Regions from separate parts of the Mus musculus genome. Here region 1 is linked to region 2. A link is a loop called in an ENCODE intact Hi-C map of the cell type or tissue named here. Cell type or tissue: left cerebral cortex. All regions are shown on one strand. Links, peaks and the distances in the headings refer to the core of each region. The heading gives the core; the rest is flanking DNA.

What was found. A loop is a pair of places that touch in the nucleus more often than their neighbours do. Peaks named below come from ENCODE experiments on the same cell type or tissue, not always from the same donor. Only the 100,000 strongest peaks of a DNase experiment are listed, where the experiment ranks them.
Region 1: it touches region 2 in a loop (2.8-fold over the local background); 1 of 42 quality-filtered maps calls a loop at or near these places.

Annotation. Positions count from the first base shown.
Region 1 is chr15:80,588,877-80,595,749 of GRCm38, reverse strand. The region is part of intron 1 of Grap2 (GRB2-related adaptor protein 2); the gene reads right to left. Among named protein-coding and RNA genes, the nearest start is that of Grap2, 20 kb to the right of the region's middle. In left cerebral cortex, for the core only: no CTCF peak of the experiment used is centred there; no DNase peak of the experiment used is centred there.
Region 2 is chr15:80,527,675-80,534,547 of GRCm38, reverse strand. It overlaps Enthd1 (ENTH domain containing 1), which reads left to right. Exons shown (of 6, transcript NM_001163189.1): 2 at 1-49. Among named protein-coding and RNA genes, the nearest start is that of Enthd1, 29 kb to the left of the region's middle. In left cerebral cortex, for the core only: no CTCF peak of the experiment used is centred there; a DNase peak (open chromatin) is centred at 4,087; H3K27ac peaks cover 457 bases.

The DNA of each region.
Region 1 (6,873 bases), core at 1,068-6,067, 61 kb before region 2:
TTAAAATTAAAATAAAACACTCACTAGTCTCCTATTGGGTCCTGTAGCCCATTTCAGCTGTCTATTATAAACGAGTCACAGAAGGCCAGCAAGATGGCAATGGTAAAGCTACCTGCCGCCTGACATCAAGCCTGAGTTTCATCTGGGATTGACATGGTGGAAGGAGAAAACCAACCCCTGTCCTCTTGTATATATGTGTGCACATACATCTACATGCGTGCGTGCAAAATAATATATCTTAAATGTAATAAAAATGAAAAGGAGAGCCAGGGAGATGGCTCAGTGGGCAAAGGAACTTGCTGCCAAGGCGGATCACCTGACTCAATCCCCAAACCCACACAGCGAAAGGAGAGTGACTCCTGCGAGCTGTCCTCTGACCTCCACGTGTGCCCTGTGAATATACTCACTGATACAAAGACACATAAACACTCGCCAAAACAAATGGCTAAATAACATTTCCCTATGACGTCATCTGACCTGTCATTGAACCCATGCCGGCTCTTCTTATTTTATTATTTCCATTTTATTGGTGAAGGAATGAAAGCCCAGGATGGTGAAGTAACTTACCCAGGTCACGCAGATGACATGAAATGGGGGAATGGAACCCCACTGAGCTGCCAACTGTGTCTTTGTTTTTCCTTACTGCCTTTCTAGAGGTTGCCTCTGCCGATGCCTGAGGTGAAGCTCCGGAAAGATGGGTAAGTCCACGTGGCTATCTTAAGTCCCTCCCATTCCCTCTCTTTTTCTCCTTGGTCCTGTTTTGATTTAGGATCTCACCATGTAGCCCAGGCTGACTTCAAACCTACAATGAAGCTCAGGTTAGCCCTAGATTCAAGAGGCTGATGCCTCAGCCTCTTGAATGCTGCAATTTTGAGCATCTACCACAACAGTTGGCTTAGCTTAACTCTAAACAAGGAGATAATCCTTGGCTATACTAAGATCTTTCATCAGTACAGTAACTAACTACCTTTGTTCTGGTATTCATTGTACAACTCTCTCTCTCTCTGTCTCTCTGCCTCTCTCTCTCTCTGTGTAGAAAAGCAAGAGTATCCATTTTTCTTCTGTTTTAAAAATTGGAGTCTCCATAGGTTGACCTCAAACTCCTGGGCTCAGGCCCCCCTCCCCCACCTCAGCCTTCTGGCTAACTAAGCCCACAGGTGCATGTAAGGAGCTCTCTCTACTCTGGTGCCCTGCTCATTTTTCCATTCTTTATCCTGGAGAGCTAGCCTATCAGTTTTCATTCCCAGGATGAGACAGAAGTTGCTTTTTTGTTTTGCTTTGGGCTGTCAGGGTCTTTATGTTTCAGCATCTGTGTGTGTGTGTGTGTGTGTGTGTGTGTGTGTGTGTGTGTGTGTTTATAAGACCTGATATCAATCGACTCCTATTTGGTTACTCTAACTTTAGAGTGGAGCGATGGCACTTACTGTGGGGGCTGAAGAGCCAGCATTTTCCTCCCTGATATTTACTGTTTTTGCAAGGCAACCTGTGTATCCTGCCTCGGGGATATGTACAGTGGGGTCCTGGTGGTTAAGAGCAGGGGCAGCTTGTCATGTAACACAAAGACAACTCCAAAGTCTGTGCCAAAGAAGTCAGCATTCGTCAGCTGGGAGGAAGCCAGGGTGCTGGCATGCTGATCTGCATGAGTTCCTGAGGCCTGGGCCCAATTCAGGAGAACTGCAGCGGCCATAGGAGCCCCTCAGAAGGGTGCAAATGAGTCAGCGGTCTCTCAGGTTGACTGAGAGACCTTCTGTAAAGTTGCTTTGAATCAAGTCACATCATCAGCACTTGCACACTAGGCATAACGGGAGGGAGAGTGGAGAGTGCTTTCTTGACAGTATCTGGACCCCAGCAGGGTGGTGATGATAAGATATAGAGCTAGATGTGACTTAGCAAGAAGGTTACAGGCAGGGCATGTGTCCCTTGTCTGTGCTGCGGGTGTAGGGGCAAGTAGGTCTTCCTGAGAGAGAACATAGTGTCCCTGGAGCAAGTGTTCCTTGATTTAGCCTCACCGATACATCAAAAGGCAAGGTGATAACTTTGTCACACCTTAGCCCCATACTCTTGGGAAAGCATTTGCTTTTTTTTAAACAGAGTTCCCAGGATAATCAAATGAGTTACTGACACCCTGCTTAAGGCCCTGAGTTTTAGGAGTTTACGTGATTTTTCTGGCCTCAGTTTTGTCTGTCTGTCTGTCTGTCTGTCTGTCTCTCTCTCTCAACAGATTCTCATTATGTAGCCCAGGTTGTCCTCAATTCACAGAGATCTGCTTGCCTCTGCCTCCTGAGTGCTGGGATTAAAGATGTACACACTCCACATGGCTGTTTTCTTCTCTTTAATGTATATAACAGTGGCAATATTCTGTAGGATAAGATTAAATCAATGCATGGGAAGGGCATGGATGGTTTCTGGTAGATAGCATTAAACTCATACTTATGCTAATGTACATATTGTGAAGGGAAGGGAATTAGTTGATAAGAACCTGAAAATAAAAGAGCTGACTCTCCATTAGGGTAGTTTCCTAAGCATGGTCCCCCGCAATCCTAAACGGACAGCTGGGGAATTCAGAACCTGACACCACAGAACTGGTGATCCAAGTTCACAAAGGAAACTTAACTTTAATCCACTGGGACTGCCCTTATTGGCGTGACCATTATTCACGTAAATCCGATTTCTGTAGCAGAGATTATGTAATGAGAAATTGGGAGGAGCACAGCTCATGAGAACCTTCTAGAACTGTCACCAGCCAGTGTGGACTGTTGTCCTTCACACAGCACATATGACATGCCAGGAAGTGATGCAAAAGAGACTCACCCTGACCGGTAAAGGACTTCTCTCGTGTGGAGATCCCCTGGCCCACTCACTGTATGTCAGTTGATATATTTCACATCACCTGCCCCTTCTAGTGTACTCAACAGACTTTATTTACTAGTTACGTTCTTCCTTAGTTGCTGCAGTAGCTGGCATCAGCAGGCTGTATACATCTTTAATGAGGTAATTTAATGTTTGCTGGGGGGACTATCCCCAAACCTATTAAAAGCAGATGCTTGGTCTATAGTAAAGGTTGAAGGAATGGAGACGGGAAAGAGAGCTTGAAGCACCTCTGCCCGGTGAGTGGGAAGGGAGGTGAAGGTTATGCGTGACAGTAACAACAGAAGTGTCACTGGAGAATAAAGTCGGGGAAGGGCTCGCAGGAGGCAGGTGGTAGGGGTTGATGACTCTTAAGTAGAATCAAGAGATGGGTCTAATGTAACGAGAAACTTTAAAACTGCAAGGTGTATGCTATTAATGACTCGGGGCGGACGAGATATAAAACAGCAAGAACCAAATCCCTGACCTGGAGTCACCTAGCAGAAGCCATTCTCACAATGGATGCTTCAGCCAGTGATGAAGCATTTGGTATAAAGATACATAAAGGAAATGAAAGGAGCATTGTGTTTTAGGTGCTGGGATACTATGCCAAAAGTACCTTTGTATAAGGTCGAATCCTAGCAAGTGGCCACTTTAGGGGCGCTAAAAATTAGTCAGATTTTTATCAATTTCATACAGCTCAACCCGATATGTTGAGGTTAATTGACAGTAAATCAAAACACTTCTATGACCTTGCCTTCTATTGCCTTTTAACTATGACCATAAAATGAAATTGGCCAATTTTATGTCTCAACCTCTTTGACCTTCCAGAATTTTCCCCTGCTAGATGCTAAATAAGTGTTTTGTTAATTGAGTGGTATTTTCTGTTATCTCCTCTCAAAAGTTAGGTCTGAATTTTGCTGTGCTACTTAAATTCTGAGGCTGTCCCTTAAACTATAATTAATAAAGTGTTGGCTTCATTTCAGTTCTCATGATTTAGATAAATCTTTCCTGCTCCTTGTTTGGGCAGTGCGGGGAAGCTAATTAATATATTATTAATATATTTCACAGGCAAGCAAGACTCTGCTTGCTCACACGGCCATGACAAGAATAAACTCAGGTCAGAAATATTTTTGCAATTATGGGAAAATGTTATTATAATAATGAAAAATTATTGTTTATATAATACAACTCTGCACACTGAAATACATTACAGACTAACAAACAAGGTGAACAGCAACCAGGCAGGCTCTTTCCCAAAGGTGCTAATCACTCAGAGCCCAGTTGGACCATCAGTGGGCCCTGCGGTGAACTCGAAAAAGATAACTTTTGGGCATCCCAGAAGAACTTCATTTATTATCATCTGCAATAACCTTCGTAAAAGTTGATTCCGAATTTAGCAGCAAATTCTGAGACAGCTGAGATGGTAGTATGCATTCTGTTTTCCACTCACAAAATAAGATGCTTCAGGGCTGGGGATGTAGCTCGGCTGGTAGAGTGCTTGCCTGGCAGGCCTCAAGTCTTAGGTTTGATTCCTAACTCTACAGAAACCATGTGTGGTGGTGCACGCCTGTACCCTTAGCCTTTAAGAGGCAGGAGGGCCAGCAGTTCAAGGTCATCTTCAGCTATGTAATGAGTTCCAGGCTAGACTGGACTACATGAGACCTAGCAAAAATGGGATGGCGGGCTGGGAATAACTAGAAAATATCTTGGTGGCAGTATGCTTGCCTAACCTGTGTGGGACCCTAAATCCAGTTCCCAGCACCAGAGGGGGAAAGTCTATCTCCTACAGAAATCTAAGATATGTGGACTGGTCAGAGAAGGGTGTTACAGCATCTCTTCTAGACTCCAGTTTCCCCTTATTTGTTAACCATTATCCTAGAGAATATACATCCTTTGTACCATTTGCTGTTGTGCGGCTAAATAGGCAACATCTTAAAATGCTTCAGGAGCCCGAGTCAGAAAGGATATTATTGAGGTTTGGTTAACCTGGAGCTGGGACATCGACCACGCCACACACACACAATTCTGAGAAAACAGAATTGCTTTCAGTTTTGAAGAGAACCACAAACCCCTCTATGTCTAAGTTACTTATCTGAGCCAAACCTATGGGCAAAGGAGGAGCTGAGACTCCAATACAAGTTCAGTATCCATCTGAACTTCTCCCTTAAGGCCAAGGGTGTTCCTTGGAGTTTTCTTTTCCTTTTTTGGGTAGAGCATTCACAGTTCTGCCTGATTCCTGCTGTCCAACGGGAGCCTAACCCCAACTCATGGGTTCTACAACCACATGGCAGTGTCGATTACCGCTTAGACTGTCTAGGGCAAGAACAGCTCTAAACACACCAAGAGGTGATCAGCTGCCGCTCACACAGCCCAGAGGCAAGCAGTCAGAGCAGTGGGAAGAACTAGCGAATCTCAGGAGCAAGAGTTGTAGGGATTCTGTCCTGGTTCTGATTCAAGTTGACTAAGATATGAAAAATACCAATAGAGCCAGGCAATCCTGCATTTCCCTTTTTAACTCCCCGAAAGCTCCCTGGTTTGAGGGCTTTTGGGGGAATGTTGAGGAGAACAGGACACTGCTGGCAAGTGATAGGGAGGTGTGTTGTTAGGAAAGTTGTCTGGGGTTTGAGATTAGGGTCTGTTACTGGATTGCATTTGTGAGCTGGGGACGCTGCTGAAAGGGCAGGAGCCGTGCTTCAGAGGTTGGCTCAGGGGGAGGTGAGGGCTCTGGGCCAATCAATCCTTCATTACATTAACAACACAGCTCTAATCCGGTCTAGCGATAAATCCCTCACAGGAGTGTGCATCGCAATAACACCGACACAATCACAATCTGCTCTCAACAATACCGGTGCTGTCATACTTCTGGCTCTTTCCTCCAACTTCCCATCTCTGATAATGACTTCTCCCGTGCACCGAGAAGAGAAGCAATCAGAAGCCGTTCTTGTCGACTGCTGTTTTAAACGACCAAAGTTGTCTTTTGTCTGGGAGAGCACAGTCTTCAAAAACAAGAAACAAACCATGTATTGAACACATATCATGTAGCTGGCAGTTGCTCTATGGTTAACCTTTAAAAGATGATTCCTTAAAAAGCCATCTGGCCAAAATATGAAATGTCTGCTTTGCTAATGAATTAAAATAACAAAACAGGGACGTGTGTGTGTGTGTGTGTGTGTGTGTGTGTGTGTCTGTGTCTGTGTGTGTCTGTGACCGACCTCAGGTCCTCTGAAAGAGCAGTCTATGCTTTTCACTGTTGAGCCATTTCTCTAGCACTAATATTTTTTTTAATGTGCTAAAAAAGTAATGTTTTCTCACATTTTGTACACATTCCCTTTCACTAAGGGAACAAGCAGCTCAGCTGACATTGTGTGCAGCGTAAGCCTGGACCCCATGATCCTATGGGGTGCCACATTTAGTCAGATGAACCAGAACCAAGCTGGGAGGCAAAGGATGCCGCTCACAACTCAAAGTGTGGAGAGCTTTTAAGCTGAAAAATCAAGTCATGAGAAAGCGCGCTCAACTCTAACTTCTAGATCTGATGTGATCTTTTTATGCTCAGTCAAAAAATAGAAAACATATAGACAAGTACAGAGTATAATTTTTATGTTTATAATATTTACATATGGCCTTTTTTTTGGGGGGGTGTCTTGCTACATAGCTCAGGTTGGCTATGAACTCATTATGTAGCCCAGGTTGGCCTTGAATGTCAAGATATTTATGCCTTGGGTGTTTTTCTGTGTTGCCCCAGCTGTCCTGGAATTCACTTTGTAGACCAGGCTGGCCTCGAACTCAGAAATCTGCCTGCCTCTGCCTCCCAAGTGCTGGGATTAAAGGCGTGCACCACCACGTCCCGGCTTAAGCTTGTTCTTTCTTTTGAGACAGTCCTACTGTGTAGCCTGGGCCACTCACTCTTGAACTCATGATTTTCTTGCTGCATCCTTCCTAGTGCTGGGATTAAGGGCTAAATGCTGGGATAAATATGTACTTTATTGAGATAGGGTCTCACTACATAGCCCTGGCTGTTCT
Region 2 (6,873 bases), core at 1,268-6,267:
AAGAAGCACTCACAAGACTGCAAGAAGACTGCAGGTCTGTGCAGTAAAAGTACGTACTGTAAGCAGCGGCCTAACACTTGATAGGTGTCTGTTGAGAACAGCTAGACATAAAACACCAGCTTCACACAAATTACCAACTCAGTATCAGCAGGACTGTCCCACTGTTAGGCTCCATTCTGCAGGGAGCAGAGATGAAGGAGCGTGTTCAGTAGACAGTTGGATGGAAGTTTTCAGAACGTGTTGCTTCTGAATTCTCATAAAATCGTTTTCAGCGAAAACTTAGCCTAGCGGCTATTGTTCTTGGAATCTTTATTTTCAGCTTAATATTTTTTTCTAACTGGAATATGAAGGAGGCTTACTTTCTGGGAGTTGGGGGCTGGGTACATGGGCATGTTTTTAAAAATGTGGTGAAGATTCCAACATAATTTAAATATTTTTTTCTAGCATGATTCTTTGTAAGGCTTTCCTTTGCCTGCAACTTTGACTCTGGATTGCTGAACTTTGAAAGCGAGGGTGGGGGAGATATAACATTATAAGGGAAAGGAAATGATCTTTCCTATTAATCTTTCTGAAACATCAAAGAACGCCCTCTTACTGTAGCTTCTCAGGTACCTACTGGTGGGTTGAGCATGAAGGTAGGCGGGCGCTTAGGAGAAGAAAACATGGGTGAAGTCCGGCTTAGTCTTAGCTGCCCCTTGAAAGCAACCAAAATCAGTGCTAGAAATGCAGGCATCCGCGGGGCATCACAGATCGCCTCCTGCTCACAGACAGCATCCATGCCATGATGCTGGACTGAAGGTTTGCCCCCACCCCTATGTTGAAATGGAGTTCACAGTGCGCTGGTGGGAGGTGGGGCCCCTGGGAGATGGTTAGGTTCCAGGGGTAGAGCCCTCAACAGGAGTGAGCCCTGAGACCCTAGAGAGCTCGCTTACACTCCTGCTGCTGTGGGAAGAGGCAGCTTCTTAGGGCCTGCCCTTGCAAACGCTCTGATTGCAAGCATCTCATGTTTGGAAACGAGTACTGTTGTTTCTGAGTCACCCATTTCACGGTGCTGTTAGCAGACTGAGCTCACCAAGATAGCTGTTCAGCAAACCCCCAAAGAGCTGCAGGGAGTCAGCATGAGCAGTGAATCCCGATTGTCAGCAAAGCACAGAAACTTAAAATACCAGCAGTTACATCAGCACAAACTAGCTCTGAACTCATCCTCCGCTGACTTTGTCAAGGGTCACCTTGTAGCTGTGGGTCACTGACAAAGAGAGGCATTAAAAGGGGTTCTTTGTAGTTATAACAGTAAACACCACCAAATACTTCTAGAACTAGTGGAACATCTTTTTCAGGGGACCCATTTATCATGAAATAAGCACCCCACAGCTGACCCTAAGAAGTGTGACACCAGCTACGACTCGTCTGAGCTTATTTGTCACTTTTGCTGTTTTCTGTCATCTTTCTTGCTCGTGTGTGTGTGTGTGTGTGTGTATGTGTGTTATATACATGTAGGTGTGTGCACCTTGAGGGTACATGTGAATATGGAGACTGGAGGCCAATGCCAGTATCTTCCTTAACTCTTAACTGAGTCCCACTATTTTTTTTTTTTTTTTTTGAGGCAGGGTGTCTCCCTGAGCCGGGACCTTGTCAGTTCAAGCAGGGTGGCTGGTCAGGGGCCCCTTGTGTCTGCCCAGAGTGCTGGGATTACAGATTGTGCTGCAGTAGCTGGCTTCTTACATGGCTTCTGGGCTCAGTAGCCAGGTACTGATGTAAAGTCCAGCTTCAGTGCTGTTAGCATTTGTCTCTATTCAGCTCTGGGGAGCAAAGGTGGTCACTTGCAAGTCATATGGATTACATAGGTCCTCATGCTTGCATGGTAGGCCCTTTACCAGTGGGCCCATCTCCCGGCCTTTCTGTCACGTGTTGACTCCCTGTCTTCTTGAGCTTTCTTACTTGGAGTCTGACTGCCCTGTAGCAGTGGAGGCAACAGCAGTGAGGGAGTCAAGTTCCCTTCCTCACAGAGCCTCTGTGGCAGAGGCCAGCCTATGGGCACACATGCTCAGAAGAGCATAAAGCACGTCAGATAGTAGTGCGTCCTTTATCAAAAGGGACAGCAGGCAGGGGCGGCTTTAGTCAGGGGCAGATATGGGACGGGGCAGCATTTTGGAGGAGAGGAATTTAAACAGAGACATGGCTGCAGTGCTGAAGCAAGTGGTGGCCCCGTGGAGGAGCAGGAGGGTCACATGCTCCTGCCTCTAGCCAGCCACAGCTTGGGTGACAACAAACTTGTCACTATAGAAGTAACTCGTCCCATGTGTGCCATGTCTGTGAGGCACACAAGAAATTCTGGTTTGTTAATTTTATAGTCATAGAGTACGATCCAAGCAGCATCTCCCAATGTTATGACACACCTCGGTCACCAAGAAGAGCTCTGAATGGCTGTTTTTTTAAATCATGAACTTGAAGACATAGTGGCACACAACTGAAACCGCAGTACTAAAGGACCCAGTCAGGAGAACCGAGCTTGAAGCTAACCTGTGCCACACAGCTGGACCATGCCTCAAAGGAAAAATAAATTCTGAAGCTTTGTTATAATGAAATTTGTTTAGCAGCACACACATATAGAGAGAATGGCCTGCCATCTGCCAGGCACTACACTAGGTGTGATAAGCAAATCTAGTGTTTCTGCTGTCATGGAAGTGACATGGCGAGATGTACTTGCTCCACGACAACGGGGTCCAGGTGCGAGGCGGTGGGAAGTACTGCTGGAAGTGCAGGTTTGGATGCAGACGCTGCTGGAGGCCTGTTAACAGAACCTCGGTTGGGTTATTTTGTTTCATTTACTGCAGTCTGCACTAGATACATATGTGCTTATGCTTAGAAGGGAGCGACTAGTCTGAGGCAGTGTCTAGTCTGAGGCAGTGTCGCTGTAGTACCAGTCCACAGTCTCCATTTCTGTGAAGGAGTTGGATCACAAGCTGCACTTTAAAGGAAGAAATAAAGCAGATATTTTGGGACAAGAATAAGAAAAAGGAAATGAATTGGTCAGGGGCTTCCTTCCTGAGACAAGAGAAGTAACAAATGGTACACAGAGAAGGAGAGATGCGTGCCAAGTGGGTAGTCACCTGTCGGCAATAGGGGGAGCCACGGAAATCCCAGGGGCTTAAGTTCAGTAGGATAGGTGTTGGGGGACTATGATGCGGCTTCCTGTGGTGTTAGCAGCTTCAGGTCCTTTCTGGCTCATGGCTGTTCCGAACTCACACGGCATAGCTACCTGGGCACCAGCGTCACATGCATATTCTTGGTAATAGGAAGGAAGGAAGGAGTGCCTCATCCTGTCAAGTGGCATCTGACGGTCTCCCTTACATGTCATTATCACCCAGCCACATGGACACTGCTATTCTCAAGGGAGATGCGAAGCCATGTGTCAACTGTGCTTATCTAGAGAGACGGAGAGAATGAAAAGACAGTAAAATAATCCCTACCACAGTGGGGAAGGGTACAAGCAGAAGGCAGATTAGGCGTGTAAGAACTGCTTGTATACTAAGTGGAATAAAAACTAAATTTGAATATGCAGAAAAATGTGGGCAGATACTTGAAAGTTCTCTGAGCAATTAACAAAAGGCATAATAAATGGTGTTTGGAAATTTCAATTTGCTAGAACTTGCATCTAAGAAGCGGTTCAGGCCTTGAACAGGAGGGCTGTTTAGCTTAGTCGCAGAACTTCGCTTTCTTATTACAGAAAACAGCTGTTTGGGGGAGATAATTCTTACTGCTTTGTGTGGAAATGAAGGAGATGTGGGTTGTAGAGAGACTGCGAGGAACAATGGTTTCTGTCTGGGCACAGGGCCTGCTCTGGGTGGGACAGATGAGGGGACAGTCATGTTTGAAGACAGCACCACATCAAGGGAGGCAGCAGGCTAAGTGGATGTCACACTGGAGAAGGGAGGGAGAAACTGAAAATGACTTCCGCATCTGAGTTAGAGGAAAGAGGATGGTATCGTACAGGTACATTTGCATCAGTGGGAGTCTAAAGATGCGCCTGCCTTATTTAGTTACAGCGGGATGCGCTGCTGAGAGCATCACTAGAAAGCCTCGCGCTGCAACAGCTGCACTGACTGCTTCGAGGTAAATTAGCAAGGCAAAGGAACGCATGCGCAGAAGCAGCCTCCGTGCATCACCACTTACTGTTTTTTTGTTTTTTTTGTTTTTTCTTCTCTCTCCTCTTGGATGTTTCCCCTACGTTTTAATTCTTGTCGATTGCCTGGGTGGTTTTTATTTGGAAGATTTTGATTTTGAAGGAAGAAATGCACTGAAGGCTAATTGCTGCTTTGACAGCAAGCAGCAGGCTGGAGAGAGCAGCTCCAACCCAGCGCTGGCTCTGCGGGTCTCACAGGCCTTCCTCAGAGGGGCACCAGAGCCCTCCAGAAGCATTGCCTTCCCACCCCAGTTCCTCTGAGTTCCCTGGAAGGTGTTGTCTTTGTAGTATTTAAGGAGGAGTCCTCTGGGCAGTGGGAAACCTAAAGGCATTGTGTGTCTTGGAAGCATTCCTGTCAGAAAATACGTGGTGGTTGGTGAACCAGTTAGACTGCAGATCATCGTGCTGCCTCTATAGTCACAGCCAGCACCATGGATGCCACAGTCTCTACTGACAACCTTGACAGAGGCTCAGGCTTGGTTTTCTCTGCACACACACAACAGCTGAGAGGGCTCACACATACATTGGTTGCCACTGCAATGCTTATGCTTATGAGGCCTTCTGTTGAATGCTTATATTTTAAAAGTAAACAACAACAACAACAACAAAACCCACCCTATTATTCATGTCCCCTGCCTTCCCAAACCAACAGTCTTTACAAAGGGTATTGACTTCATCTGACTTTCTTTTTTTGTTTTGGAAAAGTTACTTTGTTCCTGTAAAATGATGCAGGCTTGCTGTAAAGATCTGGTCACTTCTAATCACCGTCCTAAGTAGTCAGAACTTGATGAACACAGCCCCAGGCCGACATACACACAGAGGTGTGACAACAAGAGCTGGGGACAGCTTGAGAGGAGTGTCCTTCCTTCTTTCCTTCCTTTCTTTCTTTCTTTCTTTCTTTCTTTCTTCCTTTCTTTCTTTCTTTCTTTTTTTCTTTCTTTCTTTTTTTCCTTCGTGGAGGAGAGGAGCAGGGGTCTTGATGTGTAGCCCAGGCTAACCTGGGCTCAATCCTCTTGTCTCAGCTTCTCAAGTTCTGAAATCACAGGTGCACACTAACTCAATCATATTATATGCTGATTTATGATAAAACATTTCAAATTTCTGCTTCTTGTAATAATTTGGGGCCCTTTCTGTGCATGACCATAAAGGATGTGCTGGGCATTAACTGTCCCCACAGAACTATGAGAGTCCCCAAGGACTTTCCCTTCCAAGAGCAGAATGTGTGAGCTGAAGTCAGTGGGACTGAAGCTGGTGCTGGTGGTGTGTTAGGGATGGACTCAGTATGGGTAGCACTGGCTAAGGAATGAGTTCTCCGTGCCTGAAGCATGAAGGAGAGTCTTGGACACCCTCTCAGGAATGTGAGAAGTGCCGAGTGCAGGCCCTGCAGGGGCTGACATGGGTCTGAGGTCCTCTGCAGAGGAGACCACCTCAGTTTACCAGTGAGTCCCTGGGAGGTTTCACCAGGTAAAGCCAAGAAGAGAGCTCACAGGCTGGACTCACCACAGCAGGGGAATATAAGCAGGGACACACACACACACACTCACCCCCCACACACATACTCACCCCCACACCCCACATACACACACACTGACCCCCCACATACACACACACTCACCCCACACACACATACTCACCCCCACACCATACACCCCCCCACATAAACATTTACCCCCCCACATACTCACCCCCACACCCCACATACACACACACTCACCCCCCCACATACACACACACTCACCCCACACACACATACTCACCCCCCCACACCCCATATACACACACACTCACCCCCCACACATACACACACACCCCCTGCACACATACACACACAAACATTAACCCCCATATACATACACACACACTCACCCCACACACACACTCACCCCCCCACAAACACTCACCCCCCCACATACACACTCACCTACACACACACACACATACACACACACTCACCCCACACACACATACACACACAAACATTCACATACCCCCACACACAGACACTCATTTCCCCCCACACACAAACACTCACCCCACACACACACAAACACTCACCCCCCACACACATACCAGTCCCTAAAAATGGTCAGATGCAGAACACTCAACATCTAAACATTTATATAAGTGAAGGATAGAACCACACATAGTCAGTTTTAAAGAAATTATAAAGACTAAATGGATGAATTAGTTAAAGAAGAACTTGAAAAAATTTTTAAAAAAAGAAACCTATTTTAACAAAAAGAAAAATAATTCTCTCAGAAGCAAGTTTGGAAAACAGAAAGTGATGGATAAAGGGTCAACCTGTTTACAGAGTGAAAAGAGCATCACTTAACTGTTAGGTAAAAACAACAGCAGAGTCCCAGCACTTGGAGGCTGCAGTAGGAAGATTGCCAAAAGGCCAGCCTGGGCTAGGATGAGACCCTGCCTCAAAACAAAACAAAACAAAACAAAAACAAACAAAGCCAAAAAGCTGAAATAGTGGGTAGCTGTGGCACATAAGATGGAGGTAGATGGTTCTAACGGTCTTTGCTGAGAGCTGAGAATATCTGACTCCAAACCTTCAGAAGGGAGGCGTATGATGAGCTTTCCAGTAAAGCTCCAAGAGAAACAAATAGAGCACACTAACTCCACAAGGAGAGTGTAAGAAGAAGAAAAAAATCTTTATAATTAGAAGTATACAGTAAAGGGGG